Linked DNA regions of Homo sapiens: region 1 is linked to region 2. Evidence: chromatin loops called from intact Hi-C (ENCODE). Cell type or tissue: gastrocnemius medialis. All regions are shown on one strand.

Evidence for each region. Hi-C counts contacts between places; a loop is a spot of excess contacts. Peaks named below come from ENCODE experiments on the same cell type or tissue, not always from the same donor. Only the 100,000 strongest peaks of a DNase experiment are listed, where the experiment ranks them.
Region 1: it touches region 2 in a loop (2.4-fold over the local background); 18 of 110 quality-filtered maps call a loop at or near these places.

The regions. Positions count from the first base shown.
Region 1 is chr10:100,429,467-100,437,466 of GRCh38, forward strand. No RefSeq gene overlaps it. Among named protein-coding and RNA genes, the nearest start is that of WNT8B, 30 kb to the right of the region's middle. In gastrocnemius medialis, a CTCF peak has its summit at 4,497 (motif pointing left); a DNase peak (open chromatin) is centred at 4,495.
Region 2 is chr10:100,370,045-100,378,044 of GRCh38, forward strand. OLMALINC (oligodendrocyte maturation-associated long intergenic non-coding RNA) reads left to right here and starts at 3,532. Exons shown (of 3, transcript NR_026762.1): 1 at 3,532-3,968. RefSeq lists enhancers at 3,095-3,424, 3,154-3,723, 3,525-3,654, 3,724-4,291, 4,292-4,861. In gastrocnemius medialis, no CTCF peak of the experiment used is centred here; DNase peaks (open chromatin) are centred at 827, 1,347, 3,417 and 3,997; H3K4me3 peaks cover 2,595 bases; H3K27ac peaks cover 4,743 bases.

The DNA.
Region 1 (8,000 bases), 59 kb after region 2:
TTGATCTGCCCGCCTCGGCCTCCAAAAGTGCTGGGATTACAGGCGTAAACCACCACGCCCAGCCTAGAATTTATATTTTAAAACAGCTTTGCAAAGCTGAGTTTTGACATTTTCTATTTTGATGACTCATTTGACTATCCAAATAATATTCTTAAAGTTTAACAATATCTGGGCTTCTAACTTCCAACACTTGGTGTTTGAAACTGAGGTACACAAAACAGAAGAGAACCAAAAACAAAAGCTCAAAATGTTTTACCACAACAATTATTTAATATTTCTTCTTCATTTGCTCATTGTATACTCAAAGTTTTGACTATAATGATTTTAGCTTGTAATCTGTATACTGTGAATCCTAATGACTGTTAAACAGATTAATATAGAGCTATATTCAACCTATGAGCTCAAAATCAAGTTATCTTGTGTGTAATAGATATTCAATCTTTATTTCATTCTTTCATTCAACGTACATTTATTGAGGGCTTTCTAAGGGGCAGGCACTATTCTAGATGCTGAGACTACATCAGTGAACAAAACAGACAAATCCTTGCTTCAGCGGAGCTGATATTTTAGTGGAGCTTATGTTCATTTATCCAAAAATCTCAAATAATTAATTTTGAAAATGAACTCCACTTGTATGGGGGAAGGGAGAGAAATGACAGGAACTCCAAATCATTTGAAAGTTGCAGCATGGTGTAAAAGGCCACCTGATTTGCAATCAGGAGACATTGATGGTAGCCCTAGTTGTATTAATCCTTCTTGTTATTTTCTTATTCTTAGTTTTCTCATCTGTTAAATAATGACATTGAATTTCATAATCTCAAAAGTCTCTATGGATTAAATGATTGAGCAGTTTATTATTCTATGATATGTAACAGGCATTTACTAAATTAACATAAATTTACATACAATGAAATGCACAGATTACAGGGATTTATTTTTTAAAGTAAAGACATGTCTAATGAGTCATCCTAAACTCCTATACCTTCTGTGGCTGTAGTACTTTATAGAGTTATATATGATGTTCAGAGTAATGGTCCTGAGGCATTACAGGGTGCTGAATCAGTTAAGAGAATATTCAGTTATGTTCATGAGACTACTTATTAAAGCACGAAAATGGACTGAGGCAATTTAGAGAGATTTCAAACAAAAAGTGTCTCTCATTAACCCATACTTAATCAGAAGCTCAATTAACCAGTATACTCTGTTCCAAGATTTTACAGTTTTTAGACTTATTTTTCTTTACAACCATGACAATATTGCTTCTAAATCCCAGCCATTTCATATGTATACTGCTATAATCAATGGATTATTGCTCCCTCAAACAATATGAAATGCTTCTACCAAAACAATCACTTCAGAGATAGAAAAACAATTGTTTAAATATGAAACAGACTTGAGTGAGCTAAGATTGTGACTTTTGTTTTAAAACACTCTAGATGTATTCTATCGAATATATGTGCAATTAAAAAGCAAATTAAAAATAAGAAATAGCCAGGCATGGTGGCTCACATCTGTAATCCCAGTACTTTGGGAGGCTGAGGTAGGGGAATAGCTTGAGTCCAGGAGTTTGAGATCAGCCTGGGCAACATAGTGAGACATTATCTCTACAAAAAATAAACAAAATTAGTAGGGCGTAGTTGTGAGTGTCTGTAGTCCCAGCTACTCGGGAGGCTGAGATGGAAGGATCACTTGAGCCCAAGACATGGGGGCTGCAGTGAGCAGAGACTGCACCATTGCACTCCAGCCTGGGTGACAGAATGAGACTGTGTCTCAAAAAATAAAATAAAGTAAAATAAAATTAATAAATAATAGCAGGAAGTCCTCTTCTATTCATTGTACCTGAGAATCTAAAGCTAAAGAACAATTCCTTGAGATTTTAGTGGATACATAAACTGGTTCAACTCTACAGAGCAATAAAAGAAGATTTAAAAGAGTTTGGTTATGCAATATTTGATTGTCACATTCAGGGAGAGTTTTAAGCTTGGCCTATATACTAAATCTGTGTACTCATTCATTCTTTTGAACTTATTCCAAAATTACAACTTTCTTTCACAGAGTACCTCACATTCCACTCATTTTCCTTAAATTGGTAAGGAAATCGTATTTTATTTTATGTATTTATTTATATTTTATTTTATTTTATTTTTTTGAGATGGAGTCTCACCCTGTCGCCCATGCTGGAGTGCAGTGGCGTAATCTCGGCTCACTGACCTCTGCCTCCTGGGTTCAAGTAATTCTCCTGCCTCAGCCTCCCGAGTAGCTGGGACTATAGGTGCCCGCCACCACGCCCAGCTGATTTTGTATTTTTAGTAGAGACGGGGTTTCACCATATTGGCCAGGCTGGTCTTGAACTTCCGACCTTGTGATCCGCACCCGCCCCCCCCCCCCCCACCCGGCCTCCCAAAGTGCTGGGATTACAGGAGTGAGCCACCATGCCCGGCCTGTGTATTTATTTTTGAGACATAGTCTGGCTCTGTCGCCCAGGTTGGAGTGCAGTGGCGCAATCTCAGCTCACCTCCTGGGCTCAAATGAATCTCCTGCCTCAGCCTCCTGAGTAGCTGGGACTACAGATGTGAGCCACCACACCCGGATAATTTTTTTTATTTTTTATTTTTAGTAGAGACGGGGTTTCACCATGTTGACCAGGCTGGTCTTGAACTCCTGACCTCAGGTGATCCACCTACCTCAGTCTCCCAAGGGGGAAATCTTATTTCTTTGACCATGAACATCTCCTCAGAAATTATCATTGCCCACAATAGCATTTCCATTTTGTGAAAAAGCTAGAACCCTAATATCCTCCTTTCATGTCACTCTCTTTTGTCTTTTATCAGTTACTTCCTTTCATTGGTCATTTAAGTCAATCTTTTAGAAACGTTATGTTTTATTCCTTTCTCTCTCCTGGTTCTCCTTTACTTCTCACTCTTTTGTTTATTAATTATTATTTTAAAGAGACAGGGGTCTCCCTATGTTGCCCAGGCTGGTCTGAACTCCTAGACTCAAGCAGTCCTCCTGCCTTGGCTTCCCAAAGTGCTGGGATTATAGGTGTGAGCCACCGCACCCAGCCCGCTTCTCAGTCTTTTAAAACACCTTTCCTCATTATTCAAACTAACAACCTAAACATTTGTATTGAGGACATAACACACACCCAACAATGTGTGTGGTGAGTGTTCAAGGGATAGGTGTGATCTGGGCTTAGAGCTTGCAGTCAAAGAGCTCACAGTCTAGTTAGGGAGATAGCAAACATATCAGAAAAAACAAGACAACAAGAAAAACATTAACAGTAAACCACAGGGCTCTGGCTGCCAGTGTAACTCAGGAGTTCAGAAAACCAAGCAGCTAGAAGAGTCAAAGTAGAGAAATAGGCCAGGCGCAGTGGCTCACGCCTGTAATCCCAACACTTTGGGAGGCTGAAGGGGGTGGATTATCTGAGGCCAGGAGTTCAAGACCAGCCTGGCCAACATGGTGAAACCCCCGTCTCTACTAAAAAATACAAAAATTAGCCGAGTGTGGTGGCAGGCACCTGTAATCTCAGCTACTTGGGGGGCTGAGACAGGAGAATCACTTGAACTTGAACCCGGGAGTCGGGGTTGCCGTGAGCCAAGATCGCATCATTGAACTCCAGCCTGGGTGACAAGAGTGAAATTCTGTCTCAAAAAAAAAAAAGAAAAGAAAAGAAAGCCACACAATCATCTGCCAGGAAATCTTACACAAATCTACCAAGGTGTACATTCTTGTTTCATCTGGAGCCTGAGGGCAGCTATTAATATGAAGGGAAAGCAACCAGGCAACCAGATAGATTGGTAAATTTGTGTAAATATATCTTTTTTTTTCTAGCCATATTAATTTGGCTGGATCATCAAACATGCCATTGAAAAAGATGTGTCTAGTTACAAATATCAGAAGAGCCTGTGTGTGAATGCTTGTGTGTGTGTGTGAGAGAGAGAGAGACAGAGAGAGAGACTTCACCAGGTGGGAACAAATCCAAAGGTGCATACTCAGAACACTACTACAGCGATCCAACCCTGCTCCACCAACATAAACCGATGTGTCATTGGGTATAAATATCCTTATTAAAGAGATCAGATCTATTGATTAATGCCAGACTCATGGGTACCATATAAAACAGAACACTTTCCAAGAGATATCTGACAGTGCCTTGTACCCCAGATAGACGTGTGTTTATCAAGTCACACAGTGACTTGGAGACCGCCATAGTTTTACCCTGACCAAGACTGTCATAGAGCTTGGCTTCTAACCTCAGCAGAAGGCTTGCTCATGTCCATGCACTTAGTCGGTTTATTCTAGTTTCACGAAGTGGAGGTTTTTGATTTCTAATCTGGCACAGATGCTCCATCCCGTGCCTTCTCCAGGGATGTTTTCTGAGATCACCCAGGTTTTACCAGGTTTTATGGGGCGAGAACCTGTCCTCACTTAAAAAGTAAGGAAGTTATGCCCCCTGCAGGACAAATCGGTAACTGCAGGCTCGGTGATCTGCGAGGACAGTGTTCTGTGCCTTTTGGAGCACTATATTGTTTCTCTCCACAATGTGGCGCTGCTGTTCTAAGTGTCATTTTAGGGCCAGTTTAGGGTAGGAAAGAGGGTGACAGCAAGAATTAGAAGGTGTAGGGGAGGGCGCCAGGGAAGTAGGGAAAGGAGATGTTAGGAAGAAAGCTGGTGGGCTACTTCTGCCAGATAGGGCTTCCCTAGCACCCCAAATCTGATCCATTGCAATTAGGAAAGTTATCTCCTAGTCCAAGGAATTTATCCAGTAGTTCCCAAATCTGGCTGACTGGCAGAATCACCAGGAGAACATTTTTAAAGATACAGATTCCCAGATTTTATCCCAAGAAACTCTGATTCATAAATTTTGAGAGGAGCGCAGTCATCTGTCTTTTTAAAAAGCTTTTTCAGAAGATCATCAGTGTGTTGTTTATCTAAGATTTAGAAGCGAAAAAATATTTTAAGGGGAAACCAGTCCTAGTCCTCTCAGGACTCTGTGAATACAACTTCTTTTTTTTTTTTTTTTTTTTTTTTGAGACAGAGTCTCATTCTGTCGCCCAGGCTGGAGTGCAGTGGCTCCATTTCTGGTCACCGCAAACTCTGCCTCCTGGGTTCAAGCGATTCTCCTGCTTCAGCCTCCTGAGTAGCTGGGATTACAGGCGCCCACCACGATGCCCAGCTAATTTTTTTGTATTTTTAGTAGAGACGGGTTTCATCATGTTGGCCAGGCTGGTCTCGAACTCCTGACCTCAAGTGATCCACCCACCTTGGCCTCCCAAAGTGCTGGGATTACAGGCATGAGCCACTGTGCCCAGCCAGCCAGAATTTTCTTAAAGCAAAGCAGCCTAGAGTTCATTGAGGAGGTCTTCGCTTAGTGGTCCTGAGTGCCATGACCTTTCCATCTATAGACAAATACCATCAATTATTTTGTGATGGCTCTTTACACTATTTAGATGTTTATTTTCCAGCCAGGCATGGTGGCTCATGCTTGTAATCCCAGAACATTGGGAGGCCAAGGTGGGAAGATCACTTGAGGCCAGGAGTTTAAGACCAATCTGACCAACATAGTGAGACTCCATCTCTAAGATTTTTTTAAAAAAATTAATAAATAAATGTTTTATTTATTTATTTATTTATTTATTTATTTATTTATTTATTTATTTTGAGATGGAGTTTTGCTCCTGCTGTGCAGGCTGGAGCGCAATGGCATGATCTCGGATCACCGCAACCTCCGCCTCCCGAGTTTAAGCAATTATCCTGCCTCAGCCTCCCGAGTAGCGGGGATTACAGGCATGCACCACCACGCCCCCTTAATTTTGTAGTTTTTAGTAGAGACAGGGTTTCTCCATGTTGGTCAGGCTGATCTCGAACTCCCAACCTCAGGTGATCTGCCTGGCTCTGCCCCACAAAGTGCTGGGATTATAGGCGTTGAGCCACCGCGCCCAGCCATAAATGTTTATTTTCAAAGCAACTAGAACCAGTTTGTTTCCTTCCTGAGATAATTATCCACTTGGTAATTGTAATAAATAATAACACTATCAGACTATATTAGTCCTTAAAGATGGTGCCCAATATATTGTTGTATGTTGGAAAATATATACATGGAAAAAGAAAATTGCAAGAAAATGCAGACAGCAAAGTGATAGAAAAGTACATAAACAGCAAAAGAATAGAAAAGTATTTGGAAGGAAATATACTCAACTCTTTTTTTTTTTTTTTTTTTTTTTTTTTGAGACGGAGTCTCACTCTGTCACCAGGCTGGAGTACAGTGGCACCATCTTGGCTCACTGCAACCTTCACCTCCCGAGTTCAAGCGATTGTCTTGCCTCAGCCTCCCAAGTAGCTGGGACTACATGTGCGCACCACCATGCCTGGCTAATTTTTGTATTTTTAGTAGAGACGGGGTTTTGCCATGTTAGCCAGATTGGTCTTGAACTCCTGACCTCAGGTGATCCGCCTGCCTCAGCCTCCTAAAGTGCTGGGATTATAGGCGTGAGCCACTGCTCCCGGCCGAAATATACTCAACTCTTAACAGTAAATACCTCTGGAGAATGGAACTGGGAAAAGAACAGCATTCCATTTTTATTTTACATGCCTCTGATTTTTTTTTAAACAACTAGAATATATTATTTTTTCTCTTCTCCCCACCAAATCAAATACAGATATTAGATAGATGGCAATGATGAAGGCACAGTTGTTTAATCTCTCCAAATTCCCATATCAAAACTGGGAGAGCAACTAGATAACAAACCCAAAATCCCTGGACCACATTTTGCAAAACTAGGTGACAAGGTATCCCTAGGAATCCCATATGCAAGCAGGTGAAACTCAATACCCACAAGCTCTGGACCATTTCAGCATCTGCATGGGAAAAGCAAAGGAAGCAACAGGACAGCTGACAGACCCCCAACTGGAGAACTCCAAAAGAGCCAACGGGAAAGTGAGGTGGGTCAATCTGAAAACAAGAGGTAGAACTGGAGGAGTTTGGCCTAATCCTATTAGTGGGTGAGTGCGTGTGGGGCCCATGAGTCTGGCTAGAGCAATCCAGCCCCTAGAAACCCATGAAACTGACCAACCAGGGCCCCATTTCAGGACATGGCCACACACTGAAGAAAAACGTCCAGATGTAGAGTCAAAATTAAGCAGGACTGGGATAAAAAAAGGCCAATAAAAGAGGTGTTCAGATTAGGCGGGGGAGGAAAGCAACAATATCAGAGTCACAGAAAGCAAGCCATCATATTTTTAAACACTACACTCCTATTTCCTAAAATTTCAGGAAGCCAACCTCATAGAAATAAGCAACAGAAAAGTATCAAGATTAAATCTAATAAAAGTTATTATGAGGAAAAGGAGAATAAGAGGCAGAATAGTTTCTACAGGCAATGAAAGCATATTAGAAACAGAGTAAAACTCTACAATTTCTTGCTTTGAAACCAACTGGAAAACCCTTTTTAAATGATATAAGACATAAAAGAATAGTAAAAACCAGAAACAGACAAACGCAGAAATAAAGTGACAGAACTCAGGAAATAATTAGAAAGAAAATAATTTCAAAAATAAAGACAAACTATCAGAAACACCACAGTGAATAGGCACAACAAATAATGCCTTAAGAAAAATAGGAGGTGAAGGCCGGGCGCTGTGGCTCACACCTGTAATCCCAGCACTTTGGGAGGCCTAGGCGGGTGGATCACCTGAGGTCAAGAGTTTGAGACCAGCCTGGCCAACATGGTGAAATCCTGTCCTTACTAAAAATACAAAAATTTGCTGGGCATGGTGGCACGTGCCTGTAATCCCAGCTACTTGGGAAGCTGAAGCGGGAGAATCACTTGAACCCAGGAGGCGGAGGTTGCAGTGAGCCGAGATTGTACTCCAGCCTGGGTGACAAGAGTGAAACTCTGTCTCAAAAAAAAAAAGAGAGAAATAGAAGGCAAAAAACAGGGAACATTTAAAAAACAAAAAAGAGCTGGGTATGGTGGCTTACACCTGTAATCCCAGCA
Region 2 (8,000 bases):
TTCTCTGCTCACTGCAACCTCTGCCTCCCGGGTTCAAGCGAGTCTCCTGCCTCAGCCTCCCAAGTAGCTGAGATTATAGGCATCTGCCACTATGCCTGGCTAATTTTTGTATTTTTAGTAGAGATGGGGTTTCACCATGTTGGCCAGGGTGGTCTCGAGCTCCTAACGTCAAGTGATCTGCCCACTTCGGCCTCCCAAAGTGCTGGGATTACAGGCATGAGACACCACACCCAGTCCATGTTCTCTTAATTATGCAGTGATGTAGTCTCTAGTCTCAAACTTCAAAGGGACAAAGACTAGCCACATGAGAAAAGGCAAGCTGCTATAAACTGGAGTATAATATGACAATTTGGCTGTACCAAGTTACTTGGAAAAATCGAGATACCATGTTCTACATTTAGTTAAAGGGGTTTAGGCAACTGCATAAACACAGACCTAACTTCCTTTTGAGTGGGAAATTAAAGTTCTGAGTCCATCAGACTTGTGGATACAATCATAATAACAATAACAATATTTACTAGAGCTGGGCACTGTACTGAATGCTTGGCAGTGTGTTATCGCACCACATCCGAAGCAGGTGTTATTGTTACCTGGATTTTACTGATGAGGTAACTGAGTTCACTTGGAGAAAAAGCTGTGAGAAAATGTGTAATGTTGCTATGATCTGGTTCCAGACCTATGGTCTTAACTACTGGCTCTACTGGGTGTGGAGCAGATGACAAACTAGATATGTCGTAATCTGTCATATGTCCAACTGTATGCCTGGCAATATTCAGTTATACTCAGAGGCAAAGCCTGGTGATGTGACCCTCCTCCCTGGGTGGCAGTGGCAGGGAGCTTAAGTTTTGCACAAACAGCAGATGCATCCACTGTTCCGGAAGAACCCAGCTCACTCCACCTCCTGACCCGTCTTAACATTCAGTCACACCTGGGTTTTAAGCTTTCCTCTCAAACCATAGATACGTACCCAACATTTCCTGTCTACTTTTCCTAAACTACACTTCACCCTCCTATAAGATTGTGAGCTCCTCAAAAGCATCTTCCTCTTTCAGAAATGTCTCCCTGCCCCTAAACAGTCAGCACTGGAAATGACAGAATGAGCTCATGTCTTGCTCTAAATTCTGTCACTGCTACAAACTGTGTGAAATGTCACAGGGAGTAGGAGTCATATTTTGTGACCTGTAGTTAACTTTCCGTGCTGCAGGCAAAGCGCTGATTCTTGTACACTGACTTTGGAACAAATGCCACAGGCCCTAATTGCAGGCTCCAAGGAGTTGAGATTCCATACTGGGGTTGCTGGAGGCAGAAGCCTTCCCACTTTCAGGACCCGGACCTGCCCTTCCCCCACGCGGTCCCGCCCAGCCAGCTACACCCTGGCCACAGAGCGCTCACAAAGGCTCAGTGTGTGTATGCCGGGCTGACTCACAGTGGTTCTGGGCCCAGGCGAGGACCTTCTCAGAGGGGCGGAAGGGGCCCTCTCCCTCCTGGCCATTTTCCATGGGGAGCAGTCAGTAACCAGGACCATGCCAGACTTCAAAAAACAGAGAGGAAAGTGGAAGTGAAAGGCAGCAGAGGACTCAGAATTGCTGTTTCTTATTTCTTTCTTAGAGAATTATGGACAGCAGGAAGGACTCACCTTTTAGTCTGTCAGTTTGTTTGCGAGAGAGAGAGAGAGAGAGAGAGAGAGAGAGATACATTTTAATTGAGAGACAATTCACACAATATAAAACTAACCACTTTATTTATTGAGATAGGGGTCTCACTATATTGCCCAGGCTGGTCTCAAACTCCTGGGCTCAAGTGATCCTCCTCCCTTGGCCTCCCAAAGTGCTGGGATGACAGGTGTGAGCCACCGTGCCCGGCTAAACTAACCATTTTATTTTATTTATTTATTTTGAGACAGAGTTTTGCTCTTGTCGCCCAGGCTGGAGTGCAATGGGATGATCTCGGATCACTGCAACCTTCGCCTCCCGGGTTCAAACGATTCTCCTGCTTCAGCCTCCTGAGTAGCTGGGATTACAGGCACCTGCCACCATGCCCATCTTTTTTTTTCTTTCTTTCTTTCTTTTTTTTTTTTTTTTTAGGAGAGATGGGGTTTCACCACGTTGGCCAGGCTAGTCTCAAACTCCTGACCTCAGGTGATCCGCCCGCCCCACCCTCTCAAAGTGCTGGGATTACAGGTGTGAGCCACCGTGCCAGGCCGAACTAACCATTTTAAATTGACCAGTTCTGTGGCACTTAGTGCATTCATAACATTGTGCAAACACTACCTTTTGTTCTAAAACATTTTCACCCCAAAAGAAAACTTGAACCCATTCAACAGTGATTCCCCATCTTCCCACCCACACTCGGCCCCTGGTGACCATCAGTCTGCTTTCTGTCTCTGTGGATTTACCACTTCAGGATATTTCCTATACATGGAATCGTACAATATATGACCTTCTGTGTCTGGCTTCCTTCTCTTGGCATAATCTTTCAATGTTCATCCCCATTGGAGCATATATCAGTACTTCATTCCTGTTTATTACCTATTCATATTCCATTGTATGAATACACCACAGTTGGTTTACTGATTTATCAATTGATGAACACTGGAGTTGCTTCCACCTTTTGGTTATTGTGAATAGCACTGCCATGAACATTTGAGTGCAAATATGAGTACCCGTTTATAATTTATTAGGGTTTATATCTAGGAGTGGAGTTGCTGGGCCAGATGCTAATTTGATATTTAACCTTTTGTGGCACCATCAAACTGTTTCCCCAGTGGCTGCACCACTTTAAATTTTCTCCAGCAATGTATGAGAGTCACCCTCTTCTTAACGTGTACCCATTTGTCCCTTTCCTCTTTCCTACTTTTTACAAAGCCAGTTCCCCACAGACTTCTCTTTCCCCTGGAGTAGAGGGTGGGAGAAGTTGCATCTCTAGTAGAAAGACTATCCAAGCCTCCATTCTTACCTTTTCCGCAAATAGAATACGGTGACCAGGAGGAGGAGAGGACAGGCTGCCACCTCCCTGTGGTCACTAAGGTACACCCACTACAGCCATTAACGCGACTCCGTAAAACTACCCTCCTAGCGACCTCCAACGCCTCGGTCCTCACCCAGAACATCACATTAAACTTTTCAACAGTCACAGATAGGAAGGGGCTCGGTGTGGAAGGTGCCAGCTCTGGCTCAGCCCTGCGGGTGAGTGTTTAACTTTCAGCCCAGCTTAAGATCTCCGAAGACACCCATCGCCTCGTCCTGCCCAGTCCCCTCCGCTAAAGGGCCGGCCTGCCCGGGCCTGGCTGGCAGCTGACATGAATGGAGAGGAAGCGCCTCCCTCTCCACCCACTCTCGCCGGGGTTACTGCCGGTCACAGACCCGGGCCTTCAAGAGCTATTTACACCTACAACAGCCCACCAGCGCCTGACCACGCCGGAGCCAATCAGCGGCCCCCAAGCTTGTCTGATTCTGTCTGCTCCAATCAGGAGGCGCGGTCCTTCCAGCCTCTTGCTCCTGTGAATCACAGGTCGGCGGGAGCCTTTTTTCCTTTTTTTTTTTTTCCCGGGGAGTCGGCCTCGGGGCTCTGCTCTCCTACCTCAGTCTGCCCTACCCTGGAATGGGGAAAATGCGGACATGCCACTCAGTCCGGCCGCGAACAGTGCTCCAGAACTCAGAGAGTTTTCCAGACGGGTGGAGATCGCGTTCCCTGCCCGCCGAGGTCCCATCGCTTCCCTGCTGGGAAGACAAATGAGGCGCTTTAGCCGTCTCCACGGCCAGCCCCTCCCTCATAACCCGAGATTCTTTGTGGGCTCTTAGTCCATAGCTGCCTTTGAGGTGGTGTAGACCTTGCTAACCAGGACGGCCCAGTAGGCAGAGCTCATTTTTATTCCTGTCTGCAATCGTGCAAAAACGCCTCTTATGGAAAAGCCAGAGCGCCAGGAGTCAGCAAAACACACTAAAGATTGGGCAGTCACTGGGGAGAACGTGAGTAAAAGCACAGGAACAGCAAAGCGTTCAGGAACGTTCGAGGCTGACGCAACCGGCGCAGGAAGGTGGTGTGTGGTGGGAGAGTGGGAGGAGACAGTGGAAAGTTTAGACTTGCTTCTGTAAGTGATAAGAAGTCATCAGATATTTTCAAGCAGGAGAGGAAAATAATCTCTCTGTTTCGCAAAGTTAACTCTCATGGCAACAGAGCAGAGTAGCGGGGGGATGGGGGCTGGGAGATGTTGGGAAGCTATTGTTACCACTCTGGTGAAGAGTCATGGGACCTCAAAAGCTGGGATAGTCACGGTGGGAATGGAAAGGAAGGGCACAAGCTGAGAGGCATTTGGGAGGAGAATCAATAGCACTTTATTGACTGGATGTGTGAGATGAGTGAGGACAGCAATCAGAAGAGGACTTTGAGGTTTCTAGCCTGAGTGGCTGGAAGGACACCACTTCCCCTACCTGAAATAGGTAGCAAAAAGGAGAGAGAAAGAGAGAAGCAGAGGGATTTTGCAAAGGGAATAGGAGTTCAGTTTTTGACATGTGGCATTTGAATTGCAAGAAGTACATCCCTGTGGATGTAATACCCAGTAGACAGTTGGGAATTAGGATCTGGTGTCGAGAAGAAAAGTAGAGATGAGATCCAAAGGGTTTATAGTGGATCGGGAGAGAAATTGATGACCTAAAGAGAAATTATAGAATAAGAAGATTTGGGCAGGGCACGGTGGCTCATGCCTGTAATCCCAGCATTTTGGGAGACCAAGGTAGGAGGATTGCTTGAGCCCAGGAGTTTGAGACCAGCCTGGGCAACATGGTGAGACCCCGACTCTACAAAAACTGCAAAAATTAGCCGGGTGTGGTGACACATACCTGTAATTCCAGCTACTTGGGAGGCTGAGGTGGGGGGATCACCTGAGCCTGGGGAGGTCTAGGCTGCAGTGAGCTGAGATAGTGCCACTGCACTCCAACCTGGGCAACATAGCAAGAGCAAGACCCTGTCTCAAAAGTAAAAAAAAAAAAAGAAGATTCAAGTACAGAATCTTGGGAAGGTAGAAAGAGGACACAGAGGCCAGGTGTGGTGGCTCATGCCTGTGATCCCAGCACTTTGGACGCTGAGGTGGGTGGATCATCTGAGGTCAGGAGTTCAAGACCAGCCTAGCCAACATGGTGAAACCCTGTTTCTATTAAAAATTATCCAGGCATGGTGGCGGGCGCCTGTTAATTCCAGCTTCTCGAGAGGCTGAGGTAGGAGAATGGCTTGAACATAGGAGGCAGAGGTTGCAGTGAGCTGAGATTGTGCCACTACACTCCAGCCTGGGCAACAGAGTGAGACTCTGTCTCAAAAAAAAAAAAAAAAAAAAAGAGGACACAGAGCTAGCAAAACAGACAAAGAAGTATCAGAAAGATATGAAAAATTAAAAAAAAGCAAACTACGATACTGTAATAGAAATAAGAAAATAATTCCAGGAAGAGGAAGCAGGACATTGTTTATGTATGTACAAAACAGTAAGACATTGGTTAAATAAATTATAAAGCATTCATTTGATAGAATACAGCCATTAAAATTATGTTGCAAAACTATATAATTGCCATAAAGAGATGTTCAATGCATCTTTTTTCCCCCAGTGCATCTTAGAAACACTCAGGTTAAAAAATAGTATATATGCTGGGCACGGTGGCTCACGTCTGTAATCCTAGCACTTTGGGAGGCTGAGGCAGGTGGATCACGAGGTCAGGAGTTTGAGACCACCCTGGCCAATGTAGTGAAACCCTGTCTCTACCAAAAATACAAAATTAGCCCGGCATGGAGGCAGGTGCCTGTAATCCCAGCTACTTGGGAGGCTGAGGCAGGAGAATCACTTGAACCTGGGAGGCAGATGTTGCAGTGAGCAGAGATTGTGCCACTGCACTCCAGCCCAAGTGACAATGCGAGACTCCATCTCAAAATAAAAAAAAGTATATATATATGTGTGTATATATATGTATATATATGTGTATATATGTATATATGTGTGTATATATGTATATATGTGTGTATATATGTATATATGTGTATATATGTATATATATGTGTATATATGTGTATATATGTGTATATATGTATATATATGTGTATATATGTGTGTATATATGTGTGTATATATGTGTATATATGTGTGTATATATGTATATATGTGTATATATGTGTGTATATATGCGTATATATGTGTGTATATATGTATATATATGTGTGTGTATATGTATATATAATTGTACCATTTTTAAAAATTACATATGTGACTGCAAAAAGGCATGAGAAGGCTGGGTGGCTCATGCCTGTAATCCCAGCACTTTGGGAGGCCAAGGCAGGCTGATCACCTGAGGTCAGGAGTTTGAGACCAGCCTAGCCAATAATTGTTATACAAAATAGAACAATTTTTGTATTTTGTAAAAATACAAAAATTAGCCAGGTGTGGTAGCACATGTCTGTAGTCCCACTTACTCAGGAGGCTGAGGCAGGAGAATCCCTTGAACCCAAGAGGCGGAGGTTGCAGTGAGCTGAGATTGCACCACTGTACTACAGCCTGGGTGACAGAGTGAGACACCGTCTCAAAAAAAAAAAAGGCATGAGGAAACTTTTAGGATGAGGGAACTGTTCTATATGTTTGTTGAGGTAATGTATACACAGCTCTGTACAATTATCCAAAATCCTCATAAGGGAGGAGACCACCCCTCATATTGTCTTATGCCCAATTTCTGCCTCCAAAGAAAGAAGAAGTAAAAACTTAAAGACAGAAATGAAATCCACAGGCAGACAGCCCGGCGCCACACCCTGGGCCTGGTAGTTAAAGATCGACCCCTGACCTAATCAGTTATGTTATCTCTAAATTACAGTCATTGTGTGGAAAAGCACTGTGAAAATCCCTGTCCTGTTCTGTTCTGTTCTAATTACCAGTGCATGCAGCCCCCAGTCACATACCCCTTGCTTGCTCAATCGATCAAGACCCTTTCACGCGGACCCCCTTAGAGTTGTCAGCCCTTAAGAGGGACAGGAATTGCTTACTCAGGGAGCTCGGTTTTTGAGACGTGAGTCTTGCCGATGCTCCCGGCCAAATAAAGCCCTTCCTTCTTTAACTCGGTGTCTAAGGGGTTTTGTCTGCGGCTCGTCCTGCTACACTCAAACTAGAATTCCTTAAATTTTTATTTTTTATTTTATTTATTTTTTTTTAGAGACTGAGTCTCACTCTGTCATCCAGGCTGGAGTGCAATGGCATGCTCTCGGCTCACTGCAACCTCCACCTCCCAGGTTCAAGTGATTCTCCTGCCTCAGCCCCTGGAGTAGCTGGGATTACAGGTGTGCAGCACCACGCCCAGCTAATTTTTGTATTTTTAGTAGAGACGGGGTTTCACCATGTTGGCCAGGCTGGTCTCGAACTCCTGACCTCAGGTGATCTGCCCACCTCGGCCTCCCAAAGTGCTGGGATTACAGGCATGAGGCACCATGCCCAGCTGAATGCCTTAATTTTAACAAGAGGGGGACTGTTGATGGTACCCACTTCACAGCGTTGTCCTGGGGATTAAATGGCAGACCAGAGCATACTGCCTGGAATATAAGAAGGGCTCAATCAGTAGAGAAGGGAAGGATGACCCAGGACCACAGCACGGAGGAGGCGAGACTGGGAGCAAGGCCCGGAGTATGGGTAAAGGCCACACCTGGGCCTCTAAAACAAAACCACCAACAAATAAAAGACCCTAGAATGGGTCCAGACAAAAAGGAAAGTTGAGAAACTGAAAACTTTAAGACTGAAAAAGGGCTCTGGGCATGGTGACTCATGCCTATAATCCCAACACTTTGAGAGGCCAACATAGGAGAATTGCTTGAGCCCAGGAGTTCAAGACCAGCCTGGACAACATACGGAGACCCTGTCTCTACAAAAAATAAAAAATAATTAGTGGGATGTGGTGGTACACGTCTGTGGTCCCAGCTACTTGGGAGGCTGAGGTGGGAGGATTGCTTGAGCCTGAGAGGTTGCGGCTTTGGTGAGCCACAAT